Regions from separate parts of the Homo sapiens genome. Here region 1 is linked to region 2. Evidence: chromatin loops called from intact Hi-C (ENCODE). Cell type or tissue: GM12878. All regions are shown on one strand.

What was found. Hi-C counts contacts between places; a loop is a spot of excess contacts. Peaks named below come from ENCODE experiments on the same cell type or tissue, not always from the same donor. Only the 100,000 strongest peaks of a DNase experiment are listed, where the experiment ranks them.
Region 1: it touches region 2 in a loop (7-fold over the local background); 20 of 110 quality-filtered maps call a loop at or near these places.

What each region holds. Positions count from the first base shown.
Region 1 is chr12:95,914,249-95,922,248 of GRCh38, reverse strand. CCDC38 (coiled-coil domain containing 38) reads left to right here. Exons shown (of 16, transcript NM_182496.3): 3 at 3,273-3,373; 4 at 4,955-5,120. Among named protein-coding and RNA genes, the nearest start is that of CCDC38, 24 kb to the left of the region's middle. In GM12878, a CTCF peak has its summit at 3,574; a DNase peak (open chromatin) is centred at 3,538; H3K27me3 peaks cover 159 bases.
Region 2 is chr12:96,511,980-96,519,979 of GRCh38, reverse strand. It overlaps CFAP54 (cilia and flagella associated protein 54), which reads right to left. Exons shown (of 68, transcript NM_001306084.2): 5 at 6,936-6,994; 6 at 909-1,052. Among named protein-coding and RNA genes, the nearest start is that of CFAP54, 26 kb to the right of the region's middle. RefSeq lists a silencer at 3,149-3,258. In GM12878, a CTCF peak has its summit at 3,091 (motif pointing right); DNase peaks (open chromatin) are centred at 3,109 and 5,459; H3K4me3 peaks cover 635 bases; H3K27ac peaks cover 784 bases.

The sequences.
Region 1 (8,000 bases), 600 kb after region 2:
TCCATCACCATCAGGGTGAATAGGAGATGATCAGAGTACTCTGTGTTGAACCCAAGACTTCCACTCTGCAATTTTCTTTCTCTCTAACTCATGACTTACAGAAAAATGTGTTTGGAGTTTCTATAATCCCAGCCACTCCCACTTTCTACACTGAATCTTTGGGCAAATGGCTGCTTCTCAGGTAGACTTTAAGCTCCAGTCCATTAATTCCTTAAACTTTGGTCCACTAGCTCTTAGTCCTGGATGTACATTACAGCCACCTGGGGGACTCTCAAAATATTCCAGTGCTGATGTTTCCTTGACAAATTAAGTCAGAATATCTGGAGGTGGGTGGAGCCAAAATGATTCTAGTGATTTGGGGCAAGAATCATTGAGTTTCTTCACAGGCCCTCTGCTTGCTGGGAGGATGTGGAGTCTTTTTGTAAGGTTGAGGTGGACATGGGATGTGGGGTAAGAGTTGGGGAATGTGTCTTCAGGAATCCTCTTCCTATCTTCCTATCTCTGATTTAAGGTGTCAACTCCAGGCTCCCAGTATTCTTGGTTATATGGTTTGGCTCTGTGTCCCTACCCAAATCTCATCTCAAATTATAAACCCCACATGTCAAAGGAGGGACCCGTAATCCCCATGTGTTGAGGGAGAGAGGTGATTGGATCATGGGGGCGTTTTCCCCCATGCTCTTGTGATAGTGAGTGAGATCTCACAAGATCTGATGGTTTTATACATGTTTGGAAGTTCCTCCTTCATGCTTCTCTCTCCTGCCACCTTGTGAAGAAGGTGCTTGCTTCCCCTTAGCCTTCTACCATGATTGTAAGTTTCCCGAGGTCTTCCCAGCTATGCAGAACTGTGAGTCAATTAAACCTCTTTCCTTTGTAAACTACCGAGTCTCAGAGAAGTTCTTTATAGCAGTGTGAAAATAGACAATTACACTTGACCTTGACTATTGGTTTTGAAAGCCAAGATTTCCATCCTGCCACATCCCAAGAGTTAGAAAGTAAGAAATAAAGAAATAAAGAGAGAGAAAGTTTTTTTGTCATATCAAATGTTATAAAGAAAAACAGGAAGTCCATGCAGAAATTCAACTGACTTTTCTTTTTCTTTTTCTTTTTCTTTTTTTTTTTTGAGATGGAGTTTCACTCTTGTTGCCCAGGCTGGAGTGCAATGGCATGATCTCGGCTCACCGCAACTTCTGCCTCCCATGTTCAAGTGATTCTCCTGACTTAGCCTCCCAAGGAGCTGGGATTACAGGCGTGAACCACCACACCCGGCTAATTTTGTATTCTTCGTAGAGATGGGGTTTCTCCACGTTGGTCACGCTGGTCTCGAACTCCCGACCTCAGGTTATCCACCCACCTCGGCCTCCGAAAGTGCTGGGATTATACGTGTGACCACTGCGCCCGGCCCTCTTTTGCTTTTTTAATGGCCAGCCTTCATTTTTTATTTAGTGTAGAACAATTATGTGCAACCATCACTACAGCCAATTTTAGAACATTTTCACTAATTCAAAAAGAAACCTGCACCCCTCAGCCATCAACCCCTAGGCCCCATCCACCCTCCAGCCCCAAGCAACTACTCACCTACTTTCTATCTCCATGAATATGCCTATTCTGGATATTTTATATAAATGGAATCATATAATGTGTGGTCCTTTGTTACTGGCTTCTTTTACTTAACATGTTTCCAATGTTCATCCATGTTGTAGCATATATTGTACTTCATTCCTTTCTCTGGGCAAATAAGAGTTCCTTGTATGGATATACTGCATTTTGTTTATCGTTAATCAGTTGATGGATATTGTATTAATCTGTTCTCATGCTGCTAATAAAGACATACCCAGGCTGGCTAATTTATAAATGAAAGAGATTTAATGGATTCACAGTTCCATATGGTTGGGGAGGCCTCATAATTATGGTGGAAAGTGAAAGAGGAGGAAAGTCACGTCTTATATGGTGGCAGGCAAGAGAGTGTGTGCAGGGGAACTCCCCTTTATAAAACCATCAGATCTCATGAGACTTATTCACTATCACGAGAACAGCACAAGAAAGAACCCCTCAACACGATTCAATTACTTTCCATTGAGTCCCTCCCATGACACATGGGAATTATAGGAGCTACAATTCAAGATGAGATTTGGATGAGGACACAGCCAATCCATATCAGATATCTAGGTTGTCTCTATTTTTTGGCTATTAAAAATAATACTGCTCTAAATATTCATGTACACGTTTTTTGTGAGCCCCTATGCTTTCATTTCTCTTTGGTATATCCTAGCAGTAGAATTTCTAGGTCATGTGGCAATTCTGTGTTCAACTTTTTAAGGAACTGCCAGATTGTTTTCCAAAGTGACTGCCCCACTTAAACATTCCTTCTAGGAGTGAATTTGGGTCCAATTTCTCCACATGCTCTCCAGCACTTTTTATTATCTTTGACTTTCTTTTTTAAGACTCTCTAATCTGGGCAGAGGCTCTCCCTAAGGGTAGTGGCTGTATCTGTTGCTGTTGAAATGGTGGTGTAAGGGTAATGGTGGTATATGTATAATGGTGAGAAGAAACATATTAATATCTCAAAATTTTATCCTACTATTTTGGTAAAGACCTCCTTATTTTATCAACTCATTCCTCATGAAGCAGTAAGAGCTATGTCGGTGCTGTGGGAAACAGACAGAGGAGCTGTGACTTCTACCCAGGAGATGTGGAGGCAAGGCTATCTGCATTCTACTGTTAAAGCAAACTAAACATGGCCTGAGAAGGACTCCATACTCCATACTTCTATATTTGAGTCCTTGTGAACGAACTGCAACCTAACTTAATAGGTAGACAAAATTAAAACCCTAACGTAGAAGTATGCCCTGTAACAATAGCTGAATCTTGGCCTAATCCCAGCAGCCGTACCTCAACCACTCATACACTGCTGAGTGCTCAAACTGTGTTCAAATAAGGCAAATGCCGAGCTGTAACCAATCCAGCTGTTTCTGTACCTCACCTGAGATTTCTGTACTTCACTTCCCTTTTTTGTCTATAAATTTGTTCTAACCATGAGATATCCCTGGAGTCTCTGACTCTGCTGTGATTCTGGGGGCTGCCCGATCCACAAATCATTCATTACTCAATTAAACTCCTTTAAATTTAATTCGGCCAAAGTTTTTCTTTTAACACTACCTTCTCAGAGATCCCTGCATCCCATTCATTCCACCCTAGCTGGTGGGAGACTTACTATTCTGGTCAGCAGAGGAAGGATGACAGAATTCATTCATTCATTCTTTCTTTTTTAACAGGTAAAGTAAAAGATGGCTCAACCAAAGAGGACAGGCCTTATAAGATCTTTTTCAGAGATCTCTTTCTTGTCAAAGAAAATGAAATGGCAGCAAAGGAAACGGTAAAGTTTAATTAAAATCACAACCCCAATTAATGTTAGAATCATATCCACTTACCTATTGCTCTTATGAACTTTGCTGGGCTGAGACATGGAGTCAACTAGACGCAGATGGTGTGTGCCCCACACCATGATGGGGAGACAGTGTGAACACAAACGACAGAAAAACATCCAGCTGACAGTAGGCAGCACAAAGATCGCCACCTAACGGAGGAAGAGAGATATACCACTGCAGTCCAGTAGGACACGTATGGTACACTGTCCTTCATTGATTCCAACACACACATCTCCACATTTTTTACATTTCTGAAATTGGTACCTAGCTTACATAGATGGGATGTCATACATCACTGGCCCTGCATAAAATAATAGCACATCTTACAATAAGTGGCATCTCAGAGTGGAGGAAATACAGTAACAGAGGCGTGCCAAAGAAATATAGAGAAAGGGGTGTTCATCTTTGTTGATGAGAAGATGGAAAAAAGGCTGTTAGTGGTGAGGAGATAAAAGGAGGTGGGTCTTCAAGAATCAGATATGGATAAGACAATGCATATGTGTGTGCTGGGGAAGGAAGAAGGGATGAAAGTAGAGGAGGGGGTGTTGTTTTCAAATTTTGTGGTATGAAGCTAGATCAATGATAAGGCTGATTTTCCCACTGTGCCTTGCAGAGTTAATCTCACCACTGCTGTGGTCATCACACCTACATCGCCTGGTTCACATTTCAGTAGATTTACTTTCTTTCTTTCCAGAGGTAAAAGTTGATTACAGGACTTTGTCTACCCTAATTAAGATAAGGAAATTATCTAGAAATGCTCAACAACAGATTCATCTGTATGCGATGGTTCCTCAGCAAGTGTTGTATGGTTTTGTGGAACATACTTAAAATTAAATTGAGAGAAGATGAATGAAATCACAAGCCTAATTTTTAAATATCTACTGGGGAGATCCCTTTCCTCTCAAGTTTTAATTCCACAGAACCAACACTTAGAATTTCCTTTTTTTTTTTTTTTTTGACAGTCTTGCTCTGTCACCCAGGCTGGAGTGCGGTGGTGTGATCTCGGCTCACTGCCACCTTTACCACCAGGTTCAAGTGATTCTTGTGCCTCAGCCTCCTGAGTAGCTGTGACTACAGGCACCCGTCACCACGCCCGGCTAATTTTTGTATTTTTAGTAGAGAGGGGTTTCTCCATCTTGATCAGGCTGGTCTTGAACTCCTGACCTCAGGTGATCTGCCCGCCTTGGACTCCCAAAGCACCAGGATTACAGACATGAGCTACCGCACCCAGCCCGGAATTTCCAAATTTTAACTGCATTTTGAGCAAGACTAAATTGTGAAAATGAAGCTGAGAGGACATTTTCCAGTCTTGTATTTGTGATGTACATATTTAATAAAAGTTAAATGATCTCAGCTTCATATGAGAAGGAAACTAAAACAACACACATTCCTTCAAAGAGAAGAACCTGGGGTTGTTTTTTTAATGTTAAGATTTTTGTTGCAAATGTTATTTTTATATATAATCACTAATTTTAAGATAACATACTTTGGTATATTAAAAATTCTTTTCAACTTTTCCACTTGGGCAGGAAAAATTTATGAACCGTAACATGAAAGTCTACCAGAAAACTACTTTTTCATCCAGAATGAAGAGTCATTCATACCTGAGCCAACTAGCTTTCTACCCTAAAAGGAGTGGTAGGTCATTTGAAAAGTTTGGGCCAGGTCCTGCTCCGATTCCTAGATTAATAGAAGGTGAGTCTAAATTACTCTTTAAGAACATCATTTTGAATATTTACTATTAATGTCAGGTTTGGGAGCTTTGTTGGAGGGTGATTAAAACAGACAGTATGCTCTCTTATAATGGTAGGGAGTCTTAGTACATGGGGATTGAGAGTTAGGAGAAATTCTATGTTAAATAAGAAAACATACTTTTCCAAGATGACTGTTACTCATTTTCATAACCGTCCTCCCAGGAGGACAGTTACTGCCAAAAGAATGTAGTATTAAAGTTTGCAAAAGCGGATAAAATGTAAAGGTAATAGCTCTGGCCATTCATACTCAGTTCTAGATGTCAAACTTAGAAGTTTCTAAAGATAAAAAAGCCTTGATATCCAAGCCAAAGAACTCATGCATCCAGAATGAGGAAGCTAATAAAATTAAATGAGCTTACCTAATGTTGCAAATACCTAATCTGGTTTTAGTGACCTTTGGAGGCAACATATTAAAATACTATAAGATGATCATTACTACTCAACAAAAGAAGGCAATCTGATTATCAAAAATGACAAGTAGGGGGTATCCTACTTGTCAAACCAAGTAGTGCCTATAGATGAGATAGAAAGTACTTTGAAGTTAATGAAAATAAAGTGATTAATGCTAGGATGATGGAGTCTAAAATCTTCCCCCAAAATGAATGTTTTCCAAATTGTTAAATTAAAAAGTTTAAAATAAGAAGGGAAAAAAGGAAGGAAGGAAGGAAGGAAGGAAGGAAGGAAGGAAGGCAGGCAGGCAACTTAAAAAAATTTTCTCTGGATCCCAAAGCCCATGCACTTTCTCAAACTGTAAAAAAATTTTTCAGAGAACAAGCAAACCACTTAGGGAAGGGCTTTGGAGTCAATAATTAATGTAGGAAAAGGAAGCCATGTTAACTTATTCAGAAGAGCTTCCAAGTGCATATATAATTGTATGTAAAAGCAGCAAATGATAGGCAGCAAGGTGATGCCAGGGACTGTACCACAAGTTCTAGGGCATATCTACGTTCAATCACATGCCTCATAGTTCGCCTCCGTAGAGTGGTAAACCTTAGGTCATCAAGAGCATTTACAATTACATGTGATATGTTTTAGAAAGAGTTCTACACCAAGTGGCTGGTTTAAAATACCCAGGACACTCCAGCAGTTCTTAAATAACTCAGAAGTATGGCTTTGCAGATGACCCCATTCAACAGCATTGCTATTTAACAGAGAAGTTACCGGTCTCTTAAAAGTAGGTGTCTTGGATGAATTTTGGGTACAAAGGAAAAACAAAGTAAATGGCATAGGGTCAACTCTTCAAAAGGAAACAGTAAAATTGTTTGGCATTATCCAAGGCAATTTGGGCTCTGTCAGCAATGGAAACCAGATTGTCAGTTTCTGCCAATTGCACAGATAAGCAATTTGGACATTTTAACTTAAAATATAGAAGTCACCCTCAGACTGTATTTCCAATCAGGAGCTGATTTGAGTGAAAACCTTACTCCTCAAACTTGCATCCCCTGCCTGAATCCTGATTGAAAACAAACCTACATGAAAGCAAAATGAGCAAGCAACCACACGCTGGGAGGTTAGGTGACTTTAATTTTTTGTGTATGCAGTAAGTGGCAAACTGCTCGGTGCCCATCAAAGAAATCACATGCACAACTAAGTGTCAGAGACAGATCAGTCTGCCTACATGAGAGAAGTGCCATTTCCATCTTCGCACAGCGAGCAGCCTGACTCTGGTTTTGCTCTCAAAGCACAACACCTGGGATAGTTGCAGGACTCTCTGTTGCAGTATTCTATGTCCTCAGATCTCTCAAGCTGGTCTTTACATCCCCAGAGAGTGGTGGAGGTGCCCTCAGGTCTAGGAATGTTAATGCTTTGGGAGGGCTTTATTAATTCATGGCCTCTTGGTTCAAAGATCTGCCTGATAGCTAGAATAGCCAAAATGGGAAACTCACTATAACGAGTCTACTTAGAGTTGAAGAATAAAATTCTATCAACTCAGCCAGAGAGTACCATGTCAAAGTAAGCTGAAATGGTGAATATGGCTCTAAGATTTAGTAAGTTGACAGCACAGGATTTTTTTGGATATTGAAGTTTATTTTCAATTTGGCTGACCCATCAGAAATGATCAAATGAAAGCTACAGTAAGCACTTTCATTCTTTTCTTCTATTAAAAATGTTTGAGTAAATTGAACCTGAATCTAATCAAATAAATATGAGGATTGAAGACCATGTTAGATAACACCATGAGGATACAATATGTCAGATCCATTATATGGGAAATTCTACAGAGAAATTGACCTCGTTTCTTGAACAAATGAATGGCTTGGGAAAAAAAAAAGTGTGTGTAGGGTATAGGGTGTGAGGAGCGGGGGTGGCTATTATAGATTTAAAAGAGACTTTAGGATCCTTACCATAAAATATTTAGATTTTAATTTTTAAAATTCCAAAAAGGTATTTTTAAGACAACTGGGAAGATTTGAATGCAGACTGTGTGTAAAACGACACTAAGGAATAGTTCATTTTGTTAGGGGTGATGGTGGTTTTATGGTTATGATTTAAAACTTTTTATCTGCTAGAGTTTCATATTAAAGTATTTATGGGTGAAATGATACAAAGGCTTGAATTTGTTTTGAAATACTCCAGTGACGGAGACATTAAGGAGGGTGGCAATAAATGAGACAAGATTGGTAAAATGTTGATAATGTTGAAGTAGGTGACAGGTACACAGGGAACATTATATGGCTCTTTACTTTTATGAATGTCAGTGATTCCCATAATATAAAGTATTTCTGTTTTGTTTTGTTTTGTTTTTGAGACGGAGTCTTTCTCTGTCACCTGGGCTGGAGTGCAGTGGCGCAGTCTTGGCTTACTGCAAAATCTGTCTCCA
Region 2 (8,000 bases):
AGACAAGAGTGTACATACTAAGTGATAAGGAACACAAAACTAAACGAGGAGGGAAGGTGGCTTGTATTCAAGAGCAAAGTGAGGATGGAAAGACAACAGATAGAAGTTTTTGAGATCTATTGCACAGCATGGTGATCATAGTTAACAATAACGTATTGCATATTTCAAAATTACTAGTAAATAGATTTTAAGTGTTCTCACTACAAGAAAAAGGTATGTGAGAAGATGAATATGTTAATTAGCTTAATCATTCCACAGTGCATACATTCAACAAAACATCACATTGTACCTCATAAGTATATACAATTATTATTTGTCATTTAAAAATAAAAATCTTAATTTTTAAAATTCCAAAAATCTTACTCAGAAATGGAGCAAAGAAGGTGAAAATGAATAGAGAATAAAGGAGAGAGCAGAAAGGAGGGTGAGAGAGAAAAACAATGGAAAAGCCAAGCCAATTTGTGCAAATAAAGCTGAACTTTTGTCTTTTCTTCATTTCAATTCTTTGGTTGGGTTTTGTTTTTCCCCTGGCAGGCATCTAAGGAAGAAAATGCTGGATACGCTCTATTTTAAAATATTGGGCCTGGACACAGTGGCTCACGCCTGTAATCCTAGCATTTTGAGAAGCCAAAGCAGGCAGATCACCTGAGGTCAGGAGTTCGAAATCAGCCTGATCAACATGGCAAAACCCTGTCTCTACTAAAAATACAAAAATTAGCCGGGCATGGTGGCGCATGCCTGTAATCCCAGCTACCCAGGAGGCTGAGGCAGGAGAATCGCTTGAACCTGGGAGGTGGACGTTGCAGTGAGCCGAGATCACATCACTGCACTCCAGCCTGGGCAACAAAGCCAGATTCCATCTCAAAAAAAAAAAAAACTCGACTCCTCAGAGTTAAAAAGCAGCATACCTCTCCGTGAATCCCGGCATGGCAGTCATAGCAGCACTGGCAAACAGCTGTGTAGAGAGTAGCGCGCCATGTCAAGTACCTGAGTGACAGGAGCGGGACCAAGGACTCCATACACATGCTGGCCCACAGGAGATACTCTAAGGCCTGCAAAATAAAGGGCACCATTGGATTTGTTTTCATTTGAAGTTAATAATGATAATTGTATTAAATATAATCAAATTCTAAGTTGTGAGCACAAGTTGCTGATTACTCAAACCAAAAATACCATAAATAACGTGTCAAGAAGAAACAAGCATTTAAAAAGTAAAAGATAATTTAAAAGCTCAAAATCTCAAGCCATTTTGGAAGACATCCTAAAATGTCTTTTTTGTTTGTTTATTTGTTTTTAGACAGAGTCTTGCTCTGTCACCCAGGCTGGAGTGCAATGGCACAATCGCAGCTTACTGCAACCTCCGCCCCCTGGGTTCAATTGATTCTCATGCCTCAGCCTCCTAAGTAACTGGAACTACAGGTGTGCACCACCACACCTGGCTAATTTTTCTATTTTAGTAGAGAGGGGGTTTTACCACGTTGACCAAGCTGGTCTTGAACTCCTGACCTCAAGTGATCCACCCGCCTCGGCCTCCCAAACTGCTGGAATTACAGGCATGAGCCACTGCACCCGGCCTGTCTTGTCTTATTATAAGCCTCTCTGCTCATTTTTATTAACATTTACCATGTCAACAGTAGTCTAGGAATTAACTCCAATGATACAATTGTTATTTGTTGGCCTGGAACCAGTATATGATTCTGAAGATTAGCTGGTATAGGAGGTAAGGAAAATGAAAAAGGCTTACAGCCTGGGGCCTGTGATGCTTAGTAGAAATGGTCCAAGATTAGAATCAAATAAACCTGGATTTTGGTCCCAATTTTACCACCTAGTGGCTGGATCATTTTACCTCTTTACGCCTCAATTTTCTCATCTGTAAAATGGGTATTTTTTCACATTACAATAGTGCTGTTATGGAGAAAGTGACAACGTACATGACATGCTAGGAAAATACTTCCATAATCTAAAATAAAATCCACCTTAATATACCTCCAGTGCATTGGTCCTCATGTCTTCCAGAACAGCACAAAGCAATCCAGAACTCACTTCTAAATTACAGCCATCCAGAAATCTAAAAACATTTATGTAGCCTGCCCTCTCCCTCAGCTCTCTCGTCCAGGGTAAATATCCCCAAGCACTTCCATCCCTCACGGAACTGCACTGCCCTTCTCCACCATGATTGGCCTTCTGTGGCTTTACCCCAGGTTGCCAGCATCCTTTCAGGGTGTATGGCTAGACCACAGTACAGTGAATGCTTTCAGTCCCTGGTTGTGGACACTGTACCTCTTCTAAATTAGACTAAGGTTGATTCCTTGCTGTTTTTGTTGTTGCTGTCATTGCTATTGTTGTGAACTTTGTGAACTGATATGAAATTAATCATATCACCAAAAACCCTCGAATTTTTCTCACATTTGCTGCTCCCTAACAATCTCTATTTCAGATTTTTGCATTTAGATTGTTGTGGTTTGGGTTGGGTGGTATATGATTAAGCCATGCCTAAATTTCCCCTTTAAATTCACATCTTTCTAAAATCCTTCAGGACTCCTGGTATTAGAAATTTCACATTTCAAAATGAAAATAGCTTCAGTTAACAATTGTTCACATTGTATTTGATTTGCTATGGAAAATCAAAGTTTTTTGTGCCAGAAGAGATCTTAAAAGTAACCTAGCTTGACTCCATGAGGCTAAACTCACTCTAATCAAAAGAGCTGGGGCTGAAACTCAGGTCTTTGAACTCCCAAATGCAGTGTTCTTTCCACTACACAGAGGAGCCCTGACAAAGGGGAGAAGCTCACCATAAACCACTTAGGGTTATGAAAAACCATCTTTCAAGTTTAAACAGGAAAAGCCATTTTCAAAATATGACTCAATTTGTAGCATTTTTTTCTTACCCTTAAAAGCTACAAATAATTGTTTCTATTAATTAAAAAATTTAATAGGATACATCAGGACTATTCTCTTCATGGAAAAAAAAAAAAAAACTTTAAAAAGTCAAATGATATCCATATCTAAAACATGGCCCCAGTAAGAGCATGTTGCAGGTGTTGAGCAGGAAATATACATACGATTAAATCAGCTCAGCCACAGGATGGCGCTGCAGCCTCATTTATATCAGCTTACACCATTTAAAGAAAATGACAAGCAATTTCAAAGTTAGGACTTAAAGTTTGTGTAATGGTACGTGAAATAATTTGACAGTAACTGTTCAAGCCACATACGTTGTCAAACCATTTCAGTTTCATAGTAAAATGAAACAGAAATCAATCGTTTCTTAGAATGAACAGATTCTAGATGTATTCTTTAATGTTTGCTGAGTACTATACTACAGTTTTAAATGCCACCAAAGAAGCTAAATTATTCCATAAACAAAAGCAAAATGGTCATATGTCTTCAGGGAAAGAGGTTTCAGAAGTCCGACCGCCCTCTATTCCCTAAGCTTATGCTGGTGACCTGCTGCAGCACTAAATTAGGTGTTTCTCACCTACGGAAGAGCCCCTGGTTAGTTTTGGTTTTCAGGATGTCTTTAGGAAGATAGGGTTATATCAGAAAATATCAACCCCTTCCCTGCAGCTTCTCCATTTGAGTATGTAAACCAAAATAGAATGGGTCATGACGGGATTCTATTTAGTCAACAGACATGCATTATTCTAATGGTACAGAGTGACACTGCCCCTGGTCTCAGCACATCTCTGACTAGATGTGTGACCCTAAGCAAAGTAACTTTTCCCAGCCTCAGCTTCCTTATCTATTATATAAGATAGAGGTAATGGCCGGACGCAGTGGCTCACACCTGTAATCCCAGCACTTTGGGAGGCCGAGGCGGGTGGATCACGAGGTCAGGAGATCAAGACCATCCTGGCTAACAAGGTGAAACCCTGTCTCTACTAAAAATACAAAAAATTAGCCAGGCATTGGGGCGGGTGCCTGTAGTCCCAGCTACTCAGGAGGCTGAGGCAGAAGAATGGCGTGAACCCGGGAGGTGGAGCTTGCAGTGAGCCAAGACCGCGCCACTGCACTCCAGCCTGGGCGACAGAGCGAGACTCCATATCAAAAAAAAAAAAAAAAAAAAACATAGAGGTAATGACAGCACCTTTCTCAAAGTGGTGGTGTGAAGATTAAATGAGATGACAAATGAAAGTGCTTACAAGCATACTTGATGACGGTAGGCATTCATTCAATCAATGTTAATGATGATGATGCTAGTGCCCACCTCATAAGCCTTTCACAGGACCTAGCACATGGTATAGATTCAATAATAACAAAAGCTAGCCATCATGCCTAGATCCTATAAAAACGGGAGTTTAGACAGCATGAGGAGCCCAGGTCTATTTCTCCTTCCGTCTTAGGCTATAACATACTTGAACTCTGAAGTCACTACAGTATTCAAAGCCCTCAGACCCAGGACATCTCACACACGGTGGGACCTCCAAAGACTTGTCTCCATTAAATGGACCCATCAAATCCATTTTTAGCCTCAGCTCAGGAATCAATTTACCAACTGGAGGTTTGGGAATTACTGGTGAAAATTATTAATTTCCTTGAAACAGAAAGAATGTCATTCAGATCTTCAGGTGCCAAATGTACAACCACCCACCCCTCCCCCAAAATTATTGCATCCCTCACCTCCCATCCCCATCCCACAAGACTGGCACCACAGAACTATACTCATTTTGGGCCAGGCACCGTGGCTCACGCCTGTAATCCCAGCATTTTGGAAGGCTTGAGGCGGGAAGATCACTGGAGGTCAGGAGTTCGAGACCAGCCTAGCCAATATGATGAAACCCCATCTCTACTAAAAATACAAAAAATTAGCCTGGCATGGTGGTGGGTGCCTGTAATCCCAGCTACTCAGGGGGCTGTGGCAGGAGAATCACTTGAACCCAGGAGGCAGAGCTTGCAGTGAGCTAAGACGGCGCCACTGCACCCAGCCTGGGCAACAGAGCAACACTCAGTCTCAAAAAAAAAAAAAAAAGAACTATACTCATTTTAGTGTCATTTTACAGGCGATTTAAGTTTTGAAATATAATGAACAAAAGAATAATTTTAGTGGCAAAATTTATGTACCCTGTGCTTTTATTAATTCATATAAAATATTATCGGTTCCCATGGTTTCCTTATGGTTGAAAAACTGAAGATTTATCTCCTAATAAGATTAGAATACCTATTTAATCAGCATGGCAAAATACTCAACTATCCTTATTTTATCAGAGACAAACTCAAGGTATATGAGGCAGAGAAGAAATGTCTTACAAAGGTTATGAATAAGAAATTATTTTAAGATGACTGTCACTTTAAAATTCTCTCAGTGTTAACAAGCACAAACACTAACAGTCAAATGTCGGCACAGACATTTCTGCCCTTCAAAGCTTTGGCAGCAAGCACTGCAGCAGACCAAACTATGATGGTCCTGTGAAGCCATGTTTGTTGTTGTTACACCAAGCGCAACCAGAGTATGCAAATTCTCTTTAGGAAATCATCTGGAACTGAATGTAGCATCATTGCAGTAGTCTGCGGGCCAAGTTTACATTAGGCCTGGGAGAGTCCCCCCTCAATTTAATTCACACTCAGAAAGCTGGCACAGAGCTTCTTCAAGTCACTGTCTGTCATAGAGTTTTTTAATTTGAGAAGCAAAACAGAGAGAGAACACATAATTAATGTTATCCATTGAGCATGCAAATTTCTTTACTTCCATTTTTATTTTTCAGATGTTGTCAACTTTTAAGATACTTGGCTATGCTTTGAGGAAATAAGAAAAAACATATCTCTCCTGAGTGTTAGAATATTCAGGGTAAGGTTCTGTATGGAATAAAGAATAAAGTAGTCATGTTTCAGATGCCAGCAACAACTCAAGCAGGGTCTCAACGGGAGTATATTCGCCCTTCTTGGCCTACATTCCAATAACTGGAAAACTAATACAGGGAATAAATATGTCTCCCGTGGACAAAAATGCTACCAACATTGTAGGGAAGTCAATAGAAGTGTCAGCAACTTCCTCAAGCTAACACTGAGCAGTGACTACTGGTAAGTAAGAATCTTATTATAAAATAAAGTCTCCTTGCCTTTGTCATGCAACTGGGTTAGAGTTTAAGTGTGCATTCACCCGATTAGCATGCAGGCCAGAAGTGGAAGCACTTCAAGCAGAATGAAATCCAAGCTCCGTATCATGACATAAAGGGGGTAACCATAGTTTATCATCCAAACCAGGACACCTTTTTTTAATTTTCTATTTTTTTTTCATTTGAGACACAGTCTTGCTCTGTCACCCAGGCTAGAGTGCAAAGTGGCACGATCTTGGCTCTCTGCAACCTCCGCCTCCCAGGCTCAAGCAATCTTCCCACCTCAGCCTCCCAAGTAGCTGGGACTACAGGCATGTGCCACCAGGTCCGGCTAATTTTTGTATTTTTTGTAAAGACGGGGTTTTGCCATGTTGGCCAGGCTGGTCTCAAACTCCTGGCCTCAAGTGATCTGCCAGTCTAGGTCTCCCGAAGTGCTGGGATTACAGGTGTAAGCTACTGCACCCGGCCCAGGCCACTTTTACTAGTAAAAGTGGGCACTACTGATAATTACTAACAGGACAACAGGCATAAACCGGGACTTTCCTGGGCAAGCCAGGACGGATGGTCACCCTACCTAAAGCTATAGCAACCAGATGGATGTTTACTATCAAGCGTGACAAGCATGACTATCTGAGAGACAGAGAATACTAACATTTTCAGGAATTTCCTTTCTTTTCATTAAATCATCTATATTTTTACATATGATCCCTATTAAAGCAAAACTAAGAATAATAAAGCTATATAATATATATTTACTAAATTTTATATTATATAATTCTCCAAATATTCCTTGTTTAACATTCAATATACTGTGTAATGAAAGCCTTAAGAAAAATAAAACAGGAAATAGAGGGGAAAATATTTTGTCAGTACATTTCATACCTTGGAAGACTGACCTATGACCATCAGTTTTCTGCAAATGGTGTAAATATAAATGGTACCTGGATGGAGAAAACGATTGTTAACATGTTTTACAGTCAAATGATAGAAATTTTATATTCCAATTTCTGTGGTTCAAGTCTGTAGTTCCCAAAACAAGTGATCTTATGAGGAAGTCTGATAATGGTATATAGAGTTATACTCATCATAATTTTTCTTGTAACTTGTAAACAAAATCATTAAAATAATTAACATGGCCGTATTTTAAATATGTTGACACAGGAATCTTCTAGTCTCATTTTACAGGCCATTTAACTTTTGAAGTATAATGAACAAAAGAATAATTCTAGTGGCATAATTTATGTACCCTGTGCTTTCATTAATTCATATAAAATATTACTGGTTCCCAGCTGTGTACAGTGGCTACGCCTGTAATCCCAGCACTTTGGGAGCCTGAGGCGGGAGGATCACGAGGTCAGGAGCTCAAGACCAGCCTGTCCAATATGGTAAAACCCCGTTTCTACTAATAATACAAAAATTAGCCGGGCGTGGTGGCATGCACCTGTAGTCCCAGCTACTTGGGAGACTGAGGGAGAAAAATCGCTTGAACCTGGGAGGCGGAGGTTGCAGTGAGCCGAGATCATGCCACTGCACTCTAGCCTGGGCGACAGAGCAAGACTCCATCTCAAATATATACATATATATATATATATATATATATATATATATATATATATATATATATAAAATTGGTTCCCATGGTTTCCTTATCATTTAAAAACTAAAGATTTATCTCCAAATAAGATCAGAATACATATTTAATCAGCATGGCAAAATACTCAACAAGGAAACTCATAATAATTTAAAAATCATAATGCATAACAGGGCACGTTATATTCACTCTCAGACTCATATAACATTTTTCCTATTATCAAGGTGTGTCCTACTAGCATTCTAGTGAAAAAATAGCATTTCCAACACCTAAGTAAGGACACATGCTTTTGTGTCAGACCATTAATTAAAAGAGGATAGAAGGCTGGAGGGAGGGTTGAAGAGAGGAGTGGGGAA